Linked DNA regions of Homo sapiens: region 2 is linked to region 1. Evidence: chromatin loops called from intact Hi-C (ENCODE). Cell type or tissue: heart left ventricle. All regions are shown on one strand. Each heading gives the region's core, and the rest is flanking DNA. Links, peaks and the distances in the headings are about the cores only. Region 1 overlaps CHN1 (chimerin 1). Region 2 overlaps WIPF1 (WAS/WASL interacting protein family member 1).

The links. Peaks named below come from ENCODE experiments on the same cell type or tissue, not always from the same donor. Only the 100,000 strongest peaks of a DNase experiment are listed, where the experiment ranks them.
Region 2: it touches region 1 in a loop (4-fold over the local background); 3 of 110 quality-filtered maps call a loop at or near these places.

What each region holds. Positions count from the first base shown.
Region 1 is chr2:174,986,212-174,995,988 of GRCh38, reverse strand. All of the region lies in intron 1 of CHN1 (chimerin 1), which reads left to right. Among named protein-coding and RNA genes, the nearest start is that of CHN1, 14 kb to the left of the region's middle. In heart left ventricle, for the core only: a CTCF peak has its summit at 5,547; no DNase peak of the experiment used is centred there.
Region 2 is chr2:174,555,912-174,565,688 of GRCh38, reverse strand. It overlaps WIPF1 (WAS/WASL interacting protein family member 1), which reads left to right. Exons shown (of 8, transcript NM_001375834.1): 8 at 3,087-6,115. The coding sequence ends at 3,142. It also overlaps the pseudogene RNU6-5P. Among named protein-coding and RNA genes, the nearest start is that of WIPF1-AS1, 14 kb to the left of the region's middle. In heart left ventricle, for the core only: no CTCF peak of the experiment used is centred there; a DNase peak (open chromatin) is centred at 4,228; H3K4me3 peaks cover 256 bases; H3K27ac peaks cover 1,164 bases.

The DNA of each region.
Region 1 (9,777 bases), core at 1,204-9,203:
ACAGTAAGAGATTAACAGTAACTAATAATAAAATAGAACAATTATAATAGTATGCCAGCATTGCTACTCTTGTACTTTGGGGCCACTGTTAAGTAAAATAAGGGTTATTTGAACATAAGCACTGTGATACTGCTAAAATGGCTACTAAGTGACTTACAAGCACTTTAAGTGGCTACTAAGTGACTTACTAGGTAGTGTCTACAGCATGGATATGCTGGACAAAGGAATTACATTCTTGGCAGCAGGTGTCCCCAACCCCCAAGCCATGGACTTGTGCTGGTTGGTGGCCTTTTAGGAACTGGGCCACACAGCAGGTGAGCAGCAGACAAGAGAGCATTAACACCTGCGCTCCACCCCCTGTCAGATCAGCAATGGCATTAGATTCTCATAGGAGCGTGAACCGTATTGTGAACTGCTCATGTGAGGGATCTGGGTTGCACACTCCTTATGACAATCTAATGCCTGTTGATCTGAGGTGGAGCAGTTGCATCCCAAAACATTCCCTTTGCATGCCCCCATCCCCCCACCGTCCATGGAAAAATTGTCTTCCATGAAACCAGAACCGGTCACTGGTGCCAAAAAGGTTGGGGACCACTGCTTGGTGGGATGGAGCTGTGTAGTGTAAGATTTCATCATGCTGCTCAGAATAGCATGCAACTTAAAAACTTGTGAATTGCTTATTTTCTGGAGTTGTTCATTTAATTTTTTCAGATTGCAGTTGACTGTGCGTAATTGAAACCATGAAAAGTGAAACCTTGGATAAGGATTTCTGTAATCAGTTACATCCCTGCCCTCATAACGCTTAAAATTTATCAAGGACTGTAAACTCAATGTTTGGCACATAATAGGTACTCAATCTAAGCAAATAAATGAAGAAAGAAAGAATAAACATATAACAATACTGTCACTGTATACATGTACCTTGTGAATAACCTTCAATCAATCTAAACATTTACTTTTATGTTTTTTCTTCCTTTATTATTTCACATTTTCCTTGCTTATTATATGAGAGTCTGTAATCGGAAACTTAAACCTGCCTCTTAGAAATTGGTTAGTTTACAATTTACTTCCCTCCTTAAAATCGTCCAGTGGTTCCTTGTCACCATTAAGTCCAAATTCCCTAGCTTGTATATAAGACTATCAAGATAGGACCCTTGACCTGTCTGACTTCATCTCTCACTGTCTCCCACTTAGAGACTGTGCTTCAGCCATGCTGGGCTACTTTCCAGAAAAAATTTTACTTAATGAGCCTTTGGCACCATCATGTCCCTATCCCTTCTTTGCCCTCACCTCTACACATCTTGCAAAACTCAGCTTGAATAATCGTCTCTTCTACCTGGCCTTCCTTTGTGCGTTACCCCTTTTCTGCATCCAGAGTGCCCTATACTACCCATCTCTGCCCTAGCACTTATTGTGTGGTGACGTAATAGTTTATAGTCTCGTGTCCCCCCATTGGATGAAGTTCCCTAATGGGAAAGCTATAGGTTTTTTTCTTTGTATATTTAACAACCGCCACAGTGTCTGCTGCATACCAGCTACTCAATAAATGTTGGATGTTATGGAGTCTACTGTATTTATTAAATTTGGGAGTTGACTGTAAGGCCCAGATCCATATGACATGGACTCCCTGTTTTCCTTTCGTCATTTTCTGTGCATTTTTAAAAATTTAGTAAATGTGTCATTCTGTCATCCCTTGGTTCTATATTCTAATATGGATTCCCCAACTGTAAGCTCACAAAAGCTCGAATAAAATAGAAATCTCTCTGGATCAAATTCTGTGAGGTTTAACTCTAATATTACTAACCACCAGCAGATGTTTCTAAATTATTTGGCATAATTAGATAACAAATTCCACTTCATTAAACTATTGTTCATTTTCATTTCAGTGGTACAAAGGGATTGTACATAAATTAGCTTGGTTTGTTCATGTTTTACCCTCACAGTAGGGAACATAATCAAACTGAATAGGAATTCAGTATGAAAATGGCTAATTTAACCTTTTCGAGGTCTGAAAATAAAAACAACATAATCTTTCATTAATTTGTCTGCTACAGGAACCTTCCTATTAGTTTTTAGATGGTTGTGAGAAGAGCAGATATAAACAGCAGTTTAAACATTAACATTTTTAAATGGATTAAAAAACCTTTTATTTCTGTTATTTATTAATGCCTCTTGTTTTTCTAGGAAGAATTTGAGGCAATTTACAAAAAGATTCAGTGCAAGAAGATTGAAACAATAATCATGGGAATTTGTTTTTCTCTGTCTTGTGTCATTAGGTTCTTCCTCTCCTTTGGGTTGTTTCCCTCTGATTGTAGCTGTGATTTGCCATTCCATATGGTAAAGCCTTTTTCTTTCTTTTTTTTTTTTTTAGTTTTGGTACCCTCTCAAGCACTGTCATGTGTTTTTTTGGTGCTCCTCCCATTACCAAGGACTTATTGAAAGAGAAGTCTCTGTATGCTCCCCTTCCACTTTCTACATGTCTGTTTTCATCTCTTCCCAGCCACGGTGCCACAGATAATAATTAGTTTTTAGGTGTTTGTGAATGTCATTCATCTCTAGTGAAAAAGGAGAGATTGACAACTGTTAAAGAAAAACTTATTCTAACGCTTGTTAAAGCAGCAAAGAAGATTGTATTTAAGATAATCATGATAGGTTGTCCAGACTATTGTGATAGGGGAGAGAGATTGGACTCAATTCCGAATATAACATGAACAAGCAGGAATTTATAACCATGAAGCAGGTTGTGGGGGTGGTGGATGGACAGTTACTAAGAGGAGACATCAAGGGTGGGGGAATTATTGCTAAACTGACATAACAGGATTCTTACTGAGGGCATGTCAGTGTGATCATATAACAAGGGTAGGGGGTTGAGGAATTCCATTAGCTAGCAAGTGATTGGAGCCAGGTGTGGTGGCTCATGCCTGTAATCGCAGCAGTTTGGGAGGCTGAAGCTGAAGGATTGCTTGAGGCCAGGAATTCAAGAGCAGCCTGAGCAATGTAGTGAGACTCTCATCTTTACAAAAAATAAAAAAATAGCTGGCATGGTGGCACACACTTGTAGTTCCAGCTATTTGGGGAGGCTGAGCCTGGAGGATTGCTTGAGCCCAGGTGTTAGAGCCCAGGCTTCGGTGAGCACTCCAGCCTGGGTGACAGAGTCAGACTCTGTCTCTTAAAAAAAAAAAAAGTGATTAGATATCAAAAGTAGAGGGATTCTCTCTCAACTGACTTAGCAGGCTTCTTGGTAAAACTGGGCTATGCAGGCCTGGTGGGGCGTGGGCCAAGGTGGAGGCCTGGTTGAGAAGAGGGCCTAGGAGAAGCCTGACTAAAGTTTGGTCAAGGAGAGCATCTTGTCACAAGTGTCATCTTATATTTGCTTCTGATCAACTGGAAGTGCTTTATCCATTAGGAGCCAGTATCCAGTGGCTTGTTTGAATATTTGTTCTTTCTGCACTATTTGATGTTTTTGATTACATCTTTCTTCTTAAAACTTTTTTCTCTCGTCTTTTGAGACATTGTTTTCTGCCGCTATTCCTTTTCCTCCCTTTCCTATGCTTCAGTTTGTTCTGTTTGATCCCCTCTATGTCAGTGCTTTTCAAGAACTGACCTTCTTTTCTCTTTTGGAAGCATGTAGGTTTCAACAGTGAACACCGTGTGAATGATTCCCAAGTCTTTTATCTATCTCCAGCCTGCCCTTCCATACACTCCACAGCTCTATCTGGATTTCCTATAGACACTTCAGACGCCACATGTTCCAGCCCCACATTCTTTGTGTTTATTCTTCCATCCTCTCTTTCTTTGCCTCTGATACCCAACCAGCTGCTAACTTGCAGACTGGTCTTTGCATGGCTTTCATACTTCTTTCTTTCTGTGGCTCTGCCTTTCCTTTGAGTTCTGCAACCTCTTCCTCTGCCCTCTGTCACCCATCAGAAGGAGTCCCTTCATGTTCTGAATTCTGTATCATTTTTTCTGTGAATCTCTCATGACATTTGTGAATGCATTTCTTTCGTAATAGTTATGTATCTTATTTTTGTCATCTTTTCTAGACTGACAGTTTCTCTAAAGTAAGATTCATTTCTTTTTCATTTCTGTATTCCTCGCAGTGCTTAAACTTAGCACAGTGCTTCACACATAGCAGGTACTTGAAAATATTTGTTAAATGAATAAAATAGCTCCCCTAAACCATGGTATTCCTGTAGCTTAACAATTTCCAGGGTAGAAATATAAAGCATTTTTAAAGTTATTCTATTGCTTTATAATACTTTAATCAAGTTATCAACAGTTAACATTTCCAGATCTCTTATATATTGTTTTTGTTAACTAATTATCTCATTTTCAGGCTTTAACAGAAAAAATACATGTATTCCTGCAGTATTGTTTCATGTCAAGGGCAGGTATATCACTTACTCTGGAATTGGTTCCTTTTGCTAGCTTATCTTTTCCCAAAAGTTTCCTGTGAAATTACAGTTACATTTATACTGTTATATTTTATAAAAACCTCTTTATCCTTCTTTTAACTTTCAAACCAGAGGAGAAGGGACACTAAACAGTATCTATAAACACAGGGCTTGTTATAATCCAGGTTGATTTTCTGGCCCCTTTAATGTTGTCATGTGTCCAGTAGTCAACTGGAAACAGAAACCTTCTGGGGGGACCATGCTAAAGGTAGGAAAAATGATGGGTTCTTCTGCTCTGAGAGCTGTTCTCTCTTCTTTTAGACTTTTCTAGGCTGTTAGCAAGGAATTGGTGAAGGGAAGCCTTTCTTTGTTCAGGTCTCCCTTTCAGACCCTGGTGGGTTAGCCAAGTTCATAGGACGTTTACATATTAGTCCTCCACTTAAAAACTAGCTTGTGTTTTGAAGGTTGCTGAATAGATGTCACTAAGTAGTAGACCAAAAAGCTCACCCTAATGATTGTTTTACAGAATGGAATATATTAAACCATGACCCTTTTAAAAGATGCAGTCAGTGGTTTATATGACATTTCACTTATTGCTTATTATAATATTTAATTCTGAAAAAAATGTTTTGATGAAATTGACTTTACTACTCCTGTAAGTTGTTCCTATAAGATGATTTTGCCTCTTAAGTCTTTGGATGGTATTTATTACTATTCTGAGATTTGTATCTCAAATTTGGATGTTATAAAGATGTCATTATATATGTGTACAGCATATGTAATTAAAGATGAGAGCCATGAAAATGCAATTCATGTTTCTTTTATCATAATGTTTAAAAGTTGACTAGATATTTTAAAGTTATTGTATATTCCTGGGAAGAGAAATGCTTCTCTGGGCGTGTCGGTTCATTTTTTTTAGTTGAAGTTAAAAGGATAGATTATTTCAAAAGAACAAGAAAAGGAACAAGATGGATTAATAATACAGTGGTAAAAAGAAAGGGGGCAACAGACATCGCTATACAGTAGGGACACTTGCAGAATACTTAAAGGCTTGTCATCCTGAATTTTCCAGACACATGGCTCTGCAGTTCTCTGGAGAGCCACAAGCCCCTTTCTTGCAGGGGCGGGACAGGTTGGTGGGGATTGGAGTGGGTAGGGGAAGATCTGCTGTTCCTAGGTCTCTCCAGACAGAGGAGCTCTTGCTTTCTCTTTTAGTGTTTATTTCTTCCTCTCTTCTCCCTCCCTCTCCATCTTGCCCGCCCCCCCGCACCCCCCCACGACCTCGCACTCTTGCTCTTGCGCTCGCGCTCTCTCTCTCTCTCTCTCTCTCTCACACACACACACACACACACACACACACAGACACACCACACACACACACCCCGCACACACCAAGTCTGCCAATGTCAGGAGCAATGGGAAGGAAAGAGCAGTGATTGAACACACAGATCCCAGAACTTACTCATTTGGATGAGACCTTATTCAGCTCAAGATGCCTTCTCATGTCACTCTTCTAATCAAAACTTCTTCTTTTACCTTTATTCAAGTATAATAATTGATCTTCAGAGGCATATGACAATTTTTAAACTTTTTTTTGAAATAATTTTTAGTTAAAGGTTGATCAAAATCTTAATAGAAAAAGTCCAGTGTTTTCAGGTCTTATCTGTTTGTACCAGGGGAAGAAGGAAAATTGATGTATGTTATTTACATTAATATTAGATAATTTGTAAAAGATCTGTCCCAAAATAGTTTTTTTCATTGGTAAGAGTACATTTAAGATAAACATGCAACTTTTTTTTTTTTTTGAGACAGGGTTTCACTGTGTTTCCCAGGCTGCAGTGTGGTGGTGTGATCACTGCTCACTGCAGCCTTGACCTCCTGGGCTCAGGCGATCCTCCCACCTCAGCCTCCCAAGTAGCTGAGACCACAGGTGCGAGCCACCATGCCCAGCTAATTTTTAAATAATCTGTAGAGACAGGGTCTCCCTGTGTTGCCCAGGCTGGTCTCGAAGTTCTGGGCTCAAGCACTCCTCCCACCTTAGGAGGAACCTTCAAAGTGTAATTCTTCAAAGCTCCAGGATTACAGGTGTGATCCACCATGCCAGGCCTAATATGCAACTTTAATATGTTGCTTACTGTGTGTTTTCAGCTGTCATAATTATTAGGTGGCAAGGCACAGTTTTTAAAAGTTGACGTATTTATCTTTTTTTTCTTTTTTTTGAGTTGGAGTTTCCTCTTGTTGCCCAGGCTGGAATGTGGTGGTGCCATCTCAGCTCACTGCAACCTCCGCCTTCTGGTTTCAAGCCATTCTCCTGTCTTAGCCTCCCGAGTAGCTGGGATTACAGGCGCCCGCCACCACACCTGGCTAATTTTTGTATTTTTAGTGGAGACGGGGTTTCACCATGTTGGCCAGGCTGGTCTCGAACTCCTGACCTTGTGATCTGCCCACCTCAGCCTCCCTAAATGCTGGGATTACAGGTGTGAGCCACCATGCCTGGCCTTGTTTATCTTTTATTTTAAAATTTAAACAGGTTTATGGTAATACAGTTAAACTACATAGTTCATAGGACTTTTAGCAGATTGAGAGATGAAGACTTTATAATAGATTAATTTCACTACTATTTTTGAAAAAATGCAGCAGCTTTTAATAATAAATACCATTGAACAGTACTTTTTCTGACTTACGATTTGAATGCAGACAGAAATGGTAATGTGAACTGAAATAAAGTCTAATACTTTAAACCCTTGTGTTCTTTCAAATCTGTTTCCCTAAATTACAGCAATATACACCTTCTTTCAAATTATAAAAATAATTTATTGTTAATGCTGAGATATTAAGCTGAGATGAACTGGTATATTTCATACTGTATTTATTAACACTTTACATGCTGTCTGTTTTCTAAAGAGCTCAAACCAGTGATGAGTTTTATAGGCTCATTTTATTTTCCACTGCCATATTATAAGAAGATTCATAGCTGCTGAGAAAGCTGCCATAGAATATTATCTGTCATATTGTCTCAAGGCAACTAAATATATTGTTATAAGTAATCACTAATAAAGCACTAAGAAAAAAATATTAGCAATATTTGCAAAACGGTACACTCTGTGCTAATTTTATTGAAACAGAGTTGGGAAGTTGTAGACAATTAAAAATGCCATCAAATCTTACGCCAACTTAGACTTGGCCAAAATGTTCACCTATTTTTCCCCAAGTATTTGGTCTTTTTTTTTTTTTTTTTGAGACGGAGTTTCACTCTGTTGCCCAGGCTGGAGTGCAGTGGCGCGATCTCGACTCACTGCAAGCTCCGCCTCCCGGGTTCACGCCATTCTCCTGCCTCAGCCTCCCGTGTAGCTGGGACTACAGGCGCGCACCACCATGCCCGGCTAATTTTTGTATTTTTAGTAGAGACGGGGTTTCACCGTGTTAGCCAGGATGGTCTCGATCTCCTGACCTCGTGATCCGCCCGCCTTGGCTCCCAAAGTGCTGGGATTACAGGCGTGAGCCACCGCGCCTGGCTGTTGTCACTTTTTATGGCCCAATTTTACTCATACTTGGAAAGTCTCATTATGTACTAGCATGTTAGTGTTCTTTAGCATGTGAAAATTTTGGAGGGTTTTTTTTGGTCTTTCTCAGTTTAGACCATCCTCACCATAGTTAAAACTCACATCTCCCTCTCCCTCATCCTGGATAAGGTAAAACTGACTGTCAATAACCAGGTCTAAGAAGACAACACATCTATATAAAATTGCCATCATCTAAATATGTAGTCTCAACAGTTATTAAAATCTGTCTCCCTTCAACCTAAAAAGTGAAATAAAAGCAGTTTCTCCTTACTTACCTCTGTAAAAGAATATTATAACCTGCCAAGCACGGTGGCTCATGCTTATAATCCCAGCACTTTAGGAAGCCGAGGCAGGTGGATCATGAGATCAGGAGTTCGAGATCATCCTGGCCAATACAGTGAAACCCCATCTGTACTACAAATACAAAAATTAGCTGGTGGCGGGCTAATACAAAAATACAAAAATTAGTGGTGGTAGGCGCTTGTTATCCCAGCTACTCGGGAGGCTGAGGCAGGAGAATCACTTGAACCTGGGAGGTGGAGGTTGCAGTGAGCCGAGATTGCGCCACTGTACTCCAGCCTGGGTGACAGAGCTATACTCTGTCTCAAATAAAAAAAAAAAAAAAGAAAAAAGAGTATTATGACCAAGAGGCCGTAATATAATTTGAGTTTCTATGTATATGGCAGTGCCATGTAAATCTAGAATGTTAATATTTCCTCTTTCTTGCTATGTGAAATAATAAAACCATACTAGAGTTGACCCTTGAACATGATGCTTAGGAGGGCAGATATCCCCTGCCCCCTGCCCCGCCTAGTCTGTCAAAAATCCACGTATTTGACTTCCCCAAAACTTTACTAATAACCCACTGGTTACTGGAAACCTTACCAATAACATAAACAATTGATTAACGCATATTTTGTGTTATATGTATTGTATACTGTATTCTTACAATAAAGTAAGCTGGAGAAAAAATGTTATTAACAAAATAATAAAATCGGCTGGGCGTGGTGGCTCATGCCTGTAATCCCAGCACTTTGGGAGGCCAAGGCAGGCAGACCATGAGGTCAGGAGATGGAGGCCATCCTGGCTAACACAGTGAAACCCTGTCTCTACTAAAAATACAAAAAATTAGCTGGGCGTGGTGGTGGGCGCCTGTAGTCCCAGCTACTCGGGAGGCTGAGGCAGGAGGATCGCTTGAACCCAGGAGGCAGAGGTTGCACTGAGCCCAGATCGCGCCATTGCACTCCAGCCTGGGCAACAGAGTGAGACTCCGTCTCAAAACAAGCAAACAAACAAAAAATCATAAGGAAAAGATATTTATTGAAAATATGTGGATCGTTGTAAATGTCTTCATCTTTGTTGTCTTCATGTTGAGTAGACTGAAGAAGAGGAGGGGTTGGTTGGTCTTACTGTCTTAAGGGTAACAGAAGCACAAGAAAATCTGTTTATAAGTAGAACCACGTGGTTCAAACCCATGTTGTTTAAGGGTCGGCTGTATTTCTAAAGTCTAAAGAGAATCATGGACATTGTGACTCTGGGGTGTTTTCTTTCGTATTAGTCTTGTGTTTGTTTTCGTCTTTACATACTATGTATCTTAACTCTTAATCTGTAAACTTTTGGTTATTAGGCATACACATATGGTGGATCTATGGATGTGTCTATTCATTAGTTCCACTATATTTTAGAATTCTTGGTAACTTTTTTGGTTTATATTTTATGAAAAACAAAGGGCCCCCTTTTCTTTTGCAAGGTGTATTCTATAGCTGTGTTCGCTATATTATAAAATTAGGAGAGTAATTCTAACTTCTCTGCTGAGTAGG
Region 2 (9,777 bases), core at 1,182-9,181, 430 kb after region 1:
CAAAGCCTACTGATTCTTTCCTAACACAGTTTAAAGTAATTTTTGGTTGGTTGGTTCCAAACCTTATAGGAGATTAATAACAGCTAAAGTTAAGACTGGTGAGAAGCAAAATCACTGACATGGGAGAGAAGTGACAGATGGCAGTCCCAGGTCAGAGGAGGAGACAGGAACATGGCTGTGCTGTGTGTCACAGCGCAGGACAACACCAGATGTTTCTGTTGGGTTGAATTTCTATTGGGTTAAATGGAATTAAATTAATTGAGTCAAACTGTGCTTTGTGCCTCTGTAGAAAAATTTAAAGAGTTAGAAAATATAGGAAAATTTCCATGGACAAATGCTAGAAGAAAACAGAATACTACTGCTTAAAAGGAAAACTTTAATTCCTGAAAAGATTTGTTTCTGTGGAAGACTGCATTCATAGACAATACCTAATGAAGAAGTATAGCTATAATAAAATTATTATACAAGAGTTGATGATTGAAATTTTTAGTGAAGGCCAGGCACGGTGGCTCACGCCTGTAATCCCAGCACTTTGGGAGGCTGAGGTGGGCAGATCACCTGAGGTCAGGAGTTCGAGACTAGCCTGACCAACATGGAGAAAACCTGTCTCTACTAAAAATACAAAATTAGCCGGGCATAGGGGCGCATGCGTGTAATCCCAGCTACTCAGGAGGCTGAGGCAGGAGAATTGCTTGAACTCAGGAGGTGGAGGTTGCGGTGAGCAGAAGTCGCCATTGCACTTGAGCCTGGGCAACGAGAGCGAAACTCCATCTCAAAAAAAAAAAAAAAGTGTTAGTGAAAAGTAAGTTTTCACATGGGACAGATATCTTTGAATGGTGTGTGTGTGTGTGTGTGTGTGTGTGTGTGTGTGTGCACCAGAAGAAGGGCTTCTGTTTGATAAGAGTACAGCCCTTCTTCCTTCTTGGGCACCAATAAATGAATTGACTTTAAGGAGTTGTTCATATAGACTCCAAATATTTTTCCTAACTTATTATTTGCTTCTTATTCTAAATATTATTTCTATTTTTAAATTGGTAATAGACCATCTTCCCTGTACCCTCTAGATCTTTAATGGAATAGCTAAGCATATATCTTCTCCCATCCTCCTTTAAGACTTGAGTAGGCAATGTAAGGACTAGAACTGTGTCCTGCTCACTATTGCACCTTCCTTGAGGGGCACAGAGCCTGAAACATAAAGGGCATTTTCAAGTATTTCTTTTTAAAAATTTTCTTATAGAGACAGGATATCTCTATGTCACCCAGGCTGGTCTTGAGCTTCTGGCCTCAAGTAGTCCCCTGCCTTAACCTCCCAAAGCACTGGATTATAGGCATGAGCTACCATGCCTCGCCTAAAAGTAGTTTTTAAATTGGTGAATTAATTTCCACAGTCTACCAAAATTTTTTTGTAGATTTGCCTTAAATATTTCCAGCATTAGGCATGTTTAATATTTTATAATGATAATGGATCATCTAACAAAAATAAATAAGGCACCGTCGAGTACCAAGTTTTCCTCTGCTCTGCAGCAGCCTCAGCCTCCAAGCCCACAGCCTGAGAGCGCACCCAGACAGCCCTGAGCAGTACCGAATGCACTTGGAGTGCCCTCTAATTACAGCTTTGGACAAGGCCAGCCCTCATTCTACTAACCACTTGTGGCGGGTCAGTTGATGGTCAAGGCCCCATGATAGGTGTCTGGTTTACATCCAGATGAGTCTTTTCTCAGATGCCTGCCCAAGAAAATATTTGGTTGGGATGGTGAGAGGAAGAGGTGCTTCTTTCAGTGTTTTCTCCTAACTCCCTTCCTTGCTCAGAAATTTGGTTCTTTCTCAGAAATCCCTAAGTGGACCAGTAGGGTCCCTATCAAGATGCCTACTTGAGGAATCTGCCAGTTCCAGCCCACTGAGTCTCAGAGCAGTGGTTAGAGCAGACCTACCTGATTGACACATGCCCCAGTTAGACCTGTTCACAACATCTGAGCACCTGACCTCATGCCAAACACCTGTTAAATCCTCAACAAATGTTTGTGTAGTAAATGAATTTTTTTTATGTGAATGGGTTTTAAGCCTAGTTACAGTGGACTGATAGCCCATGAATAGCTTGGTTTTGGTTTTTATTTTGTTTTTGAGACAGGGTCTCACTCTGTCACCCAGGCTGGAGTGCAGTGGCGCAATCTTGGCTCATTGCAGCCTCGACCTCTCAGGTTCAGGTGATCCTCCCACCACAGCCTCCCAGGTAGCTGGGACTATGGGACAGGCGCACACCAACATGCCCGGCTAATTTTTGTGGAGACAGGGTTTTGCTATGTTGCCCAGACTGGTCTCAAACTCCTGAGCTCAAGCCATCATCCCTCCTCAACCTCTCAAAGTGCTGGGGTTACAGGCGTGAGCCACTGCAACTGGGCCGTGAATAACTTTTAAAAGAACACATCGACAGAGTACTTGAAAAGGTGTTCAACATCACTAACTTTTATGAAACTGCAAATAAAACTATAGTGAGATACAACTTTACACCCATTAGAATGGCTACTGTCAGAAAAGCTTTCTAATTTTTAATTAGAAGATACCTAAATGCCCAACAAAAGGGAATTGACTAGGTAGACTGTAGTGTAGTCATATTTTGGAATGCAGACTGTCATTAATAATCTTTGCAAAGAGTAATGCCTTCGAAAGATGTTCAAACTGACTATATGATCTTATTTCTGGAAGAAAACGGGGAACTGTTTCTAAGTAAAAAATATACACATAATTGGTTATCTCTGGGTGCTGGAGGAATGGGTGAGTTCTTTGTTTTTACTCATCCATATTTTCTAAATCTATAATAAGCACACACTGTGATAAGAAGAAAATGATTTTTTTTAACTTTGTGCAAGTACTTGGGAGCCAGTGATGGATCACCCACCATGATGTTTATTCAGAACATTACTTGCTTGTTTTCACCTCTCACTTCTCATCCACAACATACGCCAGTTAGCTGACAGCCCTGGTCATAGGGATGAGGTAGTGGGTACCCGTGCAACCATCCCCGAGTTTCCACGATGAGAACATCAGCTTTCTAACCAAAATTATATTTTGTCTGTTTTTTCACCAAGGTGGATCCAACCGAAGAGAAAGGGGTGCTCCACCACTCCCTCCCATCCCGAGGTGATCTTTGCCTGCTCTTCTCTACCCAAGCTCAAGAGCTGCTTCTGTTGCTATCTAAGAACTGCATACCCTCCTCCCTGCTTCTTCCCTTGTGCCTCATGTATGGGCAGGAGGAAAGGTGGGAGGGGGAGTGGGAATATGCGTGTGTGGGTGGGAATCGGTAAGAAATGCACCTAGCTTTTCATATTGTGTTTATTCTCCAGGCTATTGCTTGCTTCAGCTGCAGCCTGCCTGTGCTGGCTGCTGGGGTCGATAGGCTTTTGTCGTAATAGGCAGAGATGACTTGCATCCCAGCTTTCCACCAACCAAATTCAAACATTCACTGCTTATTTGTTACAGACTGTAATTATTAAAGTCCCTGAGAGCTGTTTTCTCCCGTTCCTTTTTCGCATGCTTGGCCTCCTCTCTGTTTCTATGAACCACAGACCACCTAAGCAAGCTGCTGAGTAAGGGCTCACTGGAAACTTGCAGTCACAGGATGTCCAATCTTTGGCAGTCCGAGCTTGGCTCTAGGACAGAGCTGTCCAATAGAAATATAATGTGAGCCCCATATACAATTTTTACATTTCTAATATATTTTAAACAAGTGAAGTTAATATGCATCCAAAATATTTCAACCTGTAATCAACATAAAATTTTAATGAGATATTTTATATTATTTTTTGGTACTGAATCTTCAAAATCCAGAGTGTATTTTACACTTACCGCACATCTCCATTCAGACTAGTCACATTTTTAAGTGCTCAGTAGCCACATGTGGCTGGTGGCTACTGGATTAGACAGCACGAGTCTGGAAGATGGAAGCTAGTGCAGAAACCTCTTGTTTAAAAAACAAAAAAGGCAAGATGGGCTTGAGCGATTCAAGAGGCAACTAAAAATAAAATTAGGACCCAGCACCTTGTTTGACACACAGTTTGACCTTCGATTTTCCTCCCTTAACTTCCCTCTTCCCTTAATATCTGTATACAAGTGTTGCTTCAAAGTACCAAGGTCAGAAATTGATTGAGTACGGTTTACTAAAGTCATGTGGAATAAAGCCATTGGAAACAAATGGAAAGCCTGTCGGGACTTCTGGGCTCAGAACCAGCTGGCTCACGCACTCCACTTGTCAGCTGGACTTCTGCCTTGTGAAATGGAAGCAGCCTTTGTTCCTTTCTGGCTGAGCAAGCTCCTGAGGCTGGGAGAGACTAGGAAGGCTTGGTAGGAGGGGAAAAAAGTCAGGAAAATATATCAAATCAGAAACATGGAAGAAGAAGGGAACCGATTTGAGTTGGTGGGCAAAACTCTAAAAATCTAAATCTGATGCTTATGTAAGGGTTGAGCGAATTAGGGAGATTGCTAGTGGAAATTGGAGGGAATTTGTTTTGCATCATTTGTCTAGGATCTATGCAAATATAGCTCCACTAAAGGACCATAGGGAAGAGCCAGCCTTGCCTTTTCTTATATGATTTTGTTTACAAAATTTTACTGGGACTTTTAAATCTAGCTATAGAGTTGGGAAAAAATATTTCCACTTAGATATTTTACATGGTTTTGTTTAAAATTACCATTACTTGTTTTTTAAAAACACATGACCACATATGTATATGTATATCTACCTAAACATTGTATCATGGTTTCAGTATGTTATTCATGTATTACTGGGAGATGCTACCAAGAAACCAACCCAAAGAAAATTCTGAAAAATACATTTCTATTTATAGAATAAATGTTTCATTTATATAAAAGCAAAAGAACTTAGAGTTCTAATAAATGGGATGTCTAATAAATTATGAAGTTACTGATTTGAATATATTATATTTCTATAACTTCCTTGCCAAAGTCCTGATTTAGTACATTAGAGAACCTGTGTTTCCTCTCTCCTCTACCATTCATCTCTCTTCCATACAGTCATTTGGGCTTTTTACTCAAAGAGAATCAAGAAATAATAAGGTATAACAAGCTTGGCAAAGTGTTGGCTTTTTAAAAAAAAATTTTTTTAATCTCTAGCAGTTTGGTAATTTAGCAGCATCATTTATTTGGGATTCTTTTATCTGATTTCAACAGTGAAAAACATCCCTATGATAAAGCCTAATGACCCATTTCACAAAAGATGGAATTTGCCCTTCCTAGAAAATATGACGGAGAAAAGTCTGACTCAGAGAAAGTGGGTCTGAATTTTATAAGGGGTAGTAAGAATTGGACAATTCCTTTGCATATCTGAACTTGGCAGGTACCGTTCTAAATCTGAAACAGGGTGATAGCTCAAAGTTGCCATTCATCCAGAATAGATTGTTTTAGAATGTAGTGTTTAAGTGACTGTTTCATTAATACACCTACACCCTTTCTTTGAAAGTTTGCAACCTAATTGCATCTAAAACTATGAATAAGTTCTGTGGTAAAATCTTAAACTATGGAAAATTACAAAAATGAATTTTTCTTCCCTGAAATCAGAGCTTACATGTGTGTTTTTTTATAACATTTTCAGATAAATGTATTCAACATGTAATACAGTATTTTAACATTCACCTCTTATTTTATATTGAAATGTATTACAGTATTAAAACTCAGTGTTCAGTATTTATTTCACTATGCATTTTATTTAGTAAAAGCCAGGAGAAATGTTTAATCCAATGGTGCCTTACTTTGTGATTTAAAAGAAATCAACTTTTTTTTATGTCTAAGTAGTAGATTATTTGCATATTTGTAAAAACTGTTAGGTCTTTATATTTTAAAGTGTAATACCAGTTTTGTTATTTTAGTAGCAGAAATGGGATGATTGTTAAAGTTCCCCAAAAATGTTGGCATGAAATTAATTTTTCCCTCCTTATAGTCAAGGACCGTAGAGGAAGAAAAACTTTTTTTTCATACCATGCACTATGTAAACAGACACATTTTGCTATCTGTGTCATCAGGATAGTGTAAGTGGTAGGGTAGAGACTACCCTAGACATCTGCATCTTTGTAAGTTAGCCAGACAATAAAGAAAAGCAGAATGATATGGTGTCAACTGGTGGTTTTTCTTTTAAGTATTGTTTATGTAAATATAAACAAAAAAACAAGTGTCTGTTTTCGGTTTTAAACTGTGGAAAAGAAAGACAAACAAAAAAAGGTTTGTATAAGTAAGTAAATATTCATTGTACCTACTTGCTAATCCCATCTTCGTTTTTTCCGAGAATCTGCATCTTAGTCAAAATCTGTTTACTTGAGGCAGATGTTTGTACTAGGAGGTAAAGATGGATGGCTGAAGCAATGGAAGATGAAATTACAAAGACTGGCATGGATACTGATAAATACAGGAAAGGCCAATGGGAATTTAGGAGTCTGATAACTTTCTTAATTATCTGCTGTATGTATACATACAGATCTCAATATAGAAGAATGGCTAAGAGCTTAGGAAGACCTGGCTCCGTGTCTTACTTGCAAGTCACTTCACTAAACCTGTTTCCTTATCTATAAGGTGAGGAACTATCTTATAGCATTAATATATGCATTAAATGAGATAATGCACTCAGCATTTAGCCTTAGTGTAAGCACTCAATAAGGAGTAGCCACTATTAGTGTGAAGTAGGAAACAAATATTTATATAATGATCCCAAATTAACTGGAGCCAAATCCACTAGAAGGGGATCTACTAGTGTACTTTTAAAGGAAAGGAGCACTAGCTCCTAGATTGAAAAAATATCCATATCAGAAATGCAAAGCAACTTCTACATAAGGGTCACCTCACCTACCATCCTCCCTGTACCTCCAGGCCTGGAAAATGAAATTTTACCGTGCTTCAGTCATCAGAGAAGTATTATTAGGTTCAGTATGAAATAACAGAAATTAAGAGCCAGAACTTCGCAGATGGGGCAACCTTAGAATTTATGATCCACAATGGAACATTTTTGAGAGTGGAAGGGGTGCTAATAGTTGCAGTGGCAAAGCAGGTATAAGTCTGGGTTGCCTTGGAAAATGGGGCCGTGTGGTCACCCCACTCAGAGGTCATCCAGTCCAAACGTCTGGGCTTACAGATGGGCAATTTAAGGCCCTAAATGATGTGACTTCTCACTGTACTGTCCCATCTTCATAGTCTTTCCTGCCCCTCTCTCTATCACTGTTTTATGTGTCTTTCACATTGGCTGGAAAGAACAGGCCAAATGAGAGGTTACAGCGTCACAGCAAAAGCCGTGCACTCACAAATCTGCGTTTGGATTCTGGCTCTGCCACTTGCTCCCTGTGAGGCCATAGACAAATTATTTAAGTCTGAGTTCTAGCTTCCTCAAGTGCAAAATGGTTACAAAGCTTAAATAATACACATCCAGAAGCTTTGTAGGTGGTTTATTGAAAAAAAATAAATTTTAAAATAAATAAGTAAATATGCAAAACTCAAGCAAGATACCTGGCATATGTTAGGCACTCAATGAAAATTAACTCCATTTCATTTCTTAATCATTTTGCCATCAAACCTAGGCCATATTCATGACAGAATTCTCAAACGCAAAGAAGTCTTGACAAGTGCTCGCTTCGGCAGCACATATACTAAAATTGGAACGATACAGAGAAGATTAGCATGGCCCCTGCGCAAGGATGACACGCAAATTCGTGAAGCGTTCCATATTTTTAGATATACCTAATGCTAGATGACGAGTTAGTGGGTGCAGCACACCAGCATGGCACATGTATACATATGTAACTAACCTGCACATTGTGCACATGTACCCTAAAACTTAAAGTATAATAATAATAAATAAATAAATAAATAAAGAAGTCTTGACAAAATTCAGTTGCAGAATCTTTAGGAATAAAAATTGCTTTAAGTCTGGCCTCGTTTGTTCAAAGTGGAATTATTTATTTGATTCATTCATTTAATAAGTTTTTATTGAGCACTTACTGTTTACCAGCTTCACCACAAATGACCTATTAACTGGTATCCCCACCGTGACTGTAGTGGTCAAGTGATCTCTGAGTGGCAGGTAAGGAGGCCAGCACCCATTCCAAACAGGCATGGGGGCAACTTCAGTCACCCAAGCCATAGAGGGCTTGCTACTAGTGGAGAAGACACATATTTTATAGGTTCTTACCCCCTTAAGTAATTTATTTGCTTTCTTTCTAATCTCAATGTCATGGTAAATTACACTCGCTTTTTAAAAATTGTTAAACCTACAGGAACCTTGAAAAAAACAGTATTTGGAAAGATTTTTGATGACCAATAAGTTATATCTTTTGGGTTTTGATTAATTTGGAAGGTAAATTCAAGGATTCCCAGTTTTCTAAACATTCCAACTAACTGAAGGCTCCCTGGGTACCTAATAGTCACCAGTTCCCTTCTCCTTTGTCTTCCCCCAGTCTCACTTCCCTGCAGCCTGAACACTTGGCATTTAATGTCTATGTCGAGTTACATTTAGCATGTACGTGTTTCTCATACTGGTAAATGTTTAGAAATGTCCCACTCATCAACGTTATAGCACAAGTACCTTTGTCTTAAAATGTTGCTTCCATTATTACACAGGTGCATTTATAAGAAGCTAATTAAGCTCAAGCTGTAGGATCCCCCAGTTGCAAGGCGGGGGGGGGGGGGTTGGCTTCTAACTATTTATTATTATTTTTATTTTAAAGGGTCTCATTCTGTCACCCAGGCTGGAGTGCAGTGGCATTATCATAGCTCACTGCAGCCTCAGATTCCTGAGTTCAAGCAATCCTCCTGCCTCAGCCTCCTGAGTCACTGGGACTGACTACAGGTGCGCAACCATGCCTGGCTAATTTTTAATTTTTTTTTTGTAAAGAGGGGTGGTCTCGCCATATTGCCCAGGCTAGTCTCAAATTCCTGGCCTCGAGCAAGGCTCCCACCTCAGCCTCCTAATGTGCAAGGATTACAGGTGTGAGACACTGTGCCTAGCTGGGGCTTCAAGTTACATACTCATTTTCATATCTAGTTTTTTATTTATGATTTTATATTATCTTTCTTAAATAGGACAACTTATATTGTCTAAAGCTTCAGACATCACAAAACCTGGACCTGCCCTTGCAATTCTGCCTTGCTCAACTTCTGGTGGAGAACTCAACCAAAACAAATGTCTTAAAAACTTTAAGCCACCAGCTTCCTGTGAGTGACAGATATAAGAGAGCCAAAGTGTTTGCCTCCTTCATACTCCCTGAGTGACCTGTAAATGTCTCTAAAATAACATGGTCATTGCATTGCCCACATTGCATTAGAGTCAAAAGCCCCAGAACATGACCTATCTAAGAAAATACCTTTGAGGTCCCTGGAAAACAAGTCCAGCCGTTATTAGACGTTGCGCTCAAATTCAGCTTAAATTTTGGCCAGGAAGATGCCTACCAGAACACCTGGAATATCCATCATGGACTTAACATAAACGTTTTAGTCATAGGGACTCCCACCCTTTTCCTGTTTTCTGTCTGCCTTGGTAAGTTAAAGGTCACACATCAAAATGCTATCTATTTCAGATCAGTTCCAGAAACAAATAGCAGCAAATAATTGGAAAAACCCACATGATTTAATGGAGCTGTTGTACTCCCTGATATTTATTTGTACATTATTCAAATCATCAACAAACAGTAGTTGAGGAACTATAATTTATTAAGCACTAGGAATACAAAGATATACATAATACAATAGGAAGTTTTTAAATACTAGACCCAGAACCAAGTGTGAGTT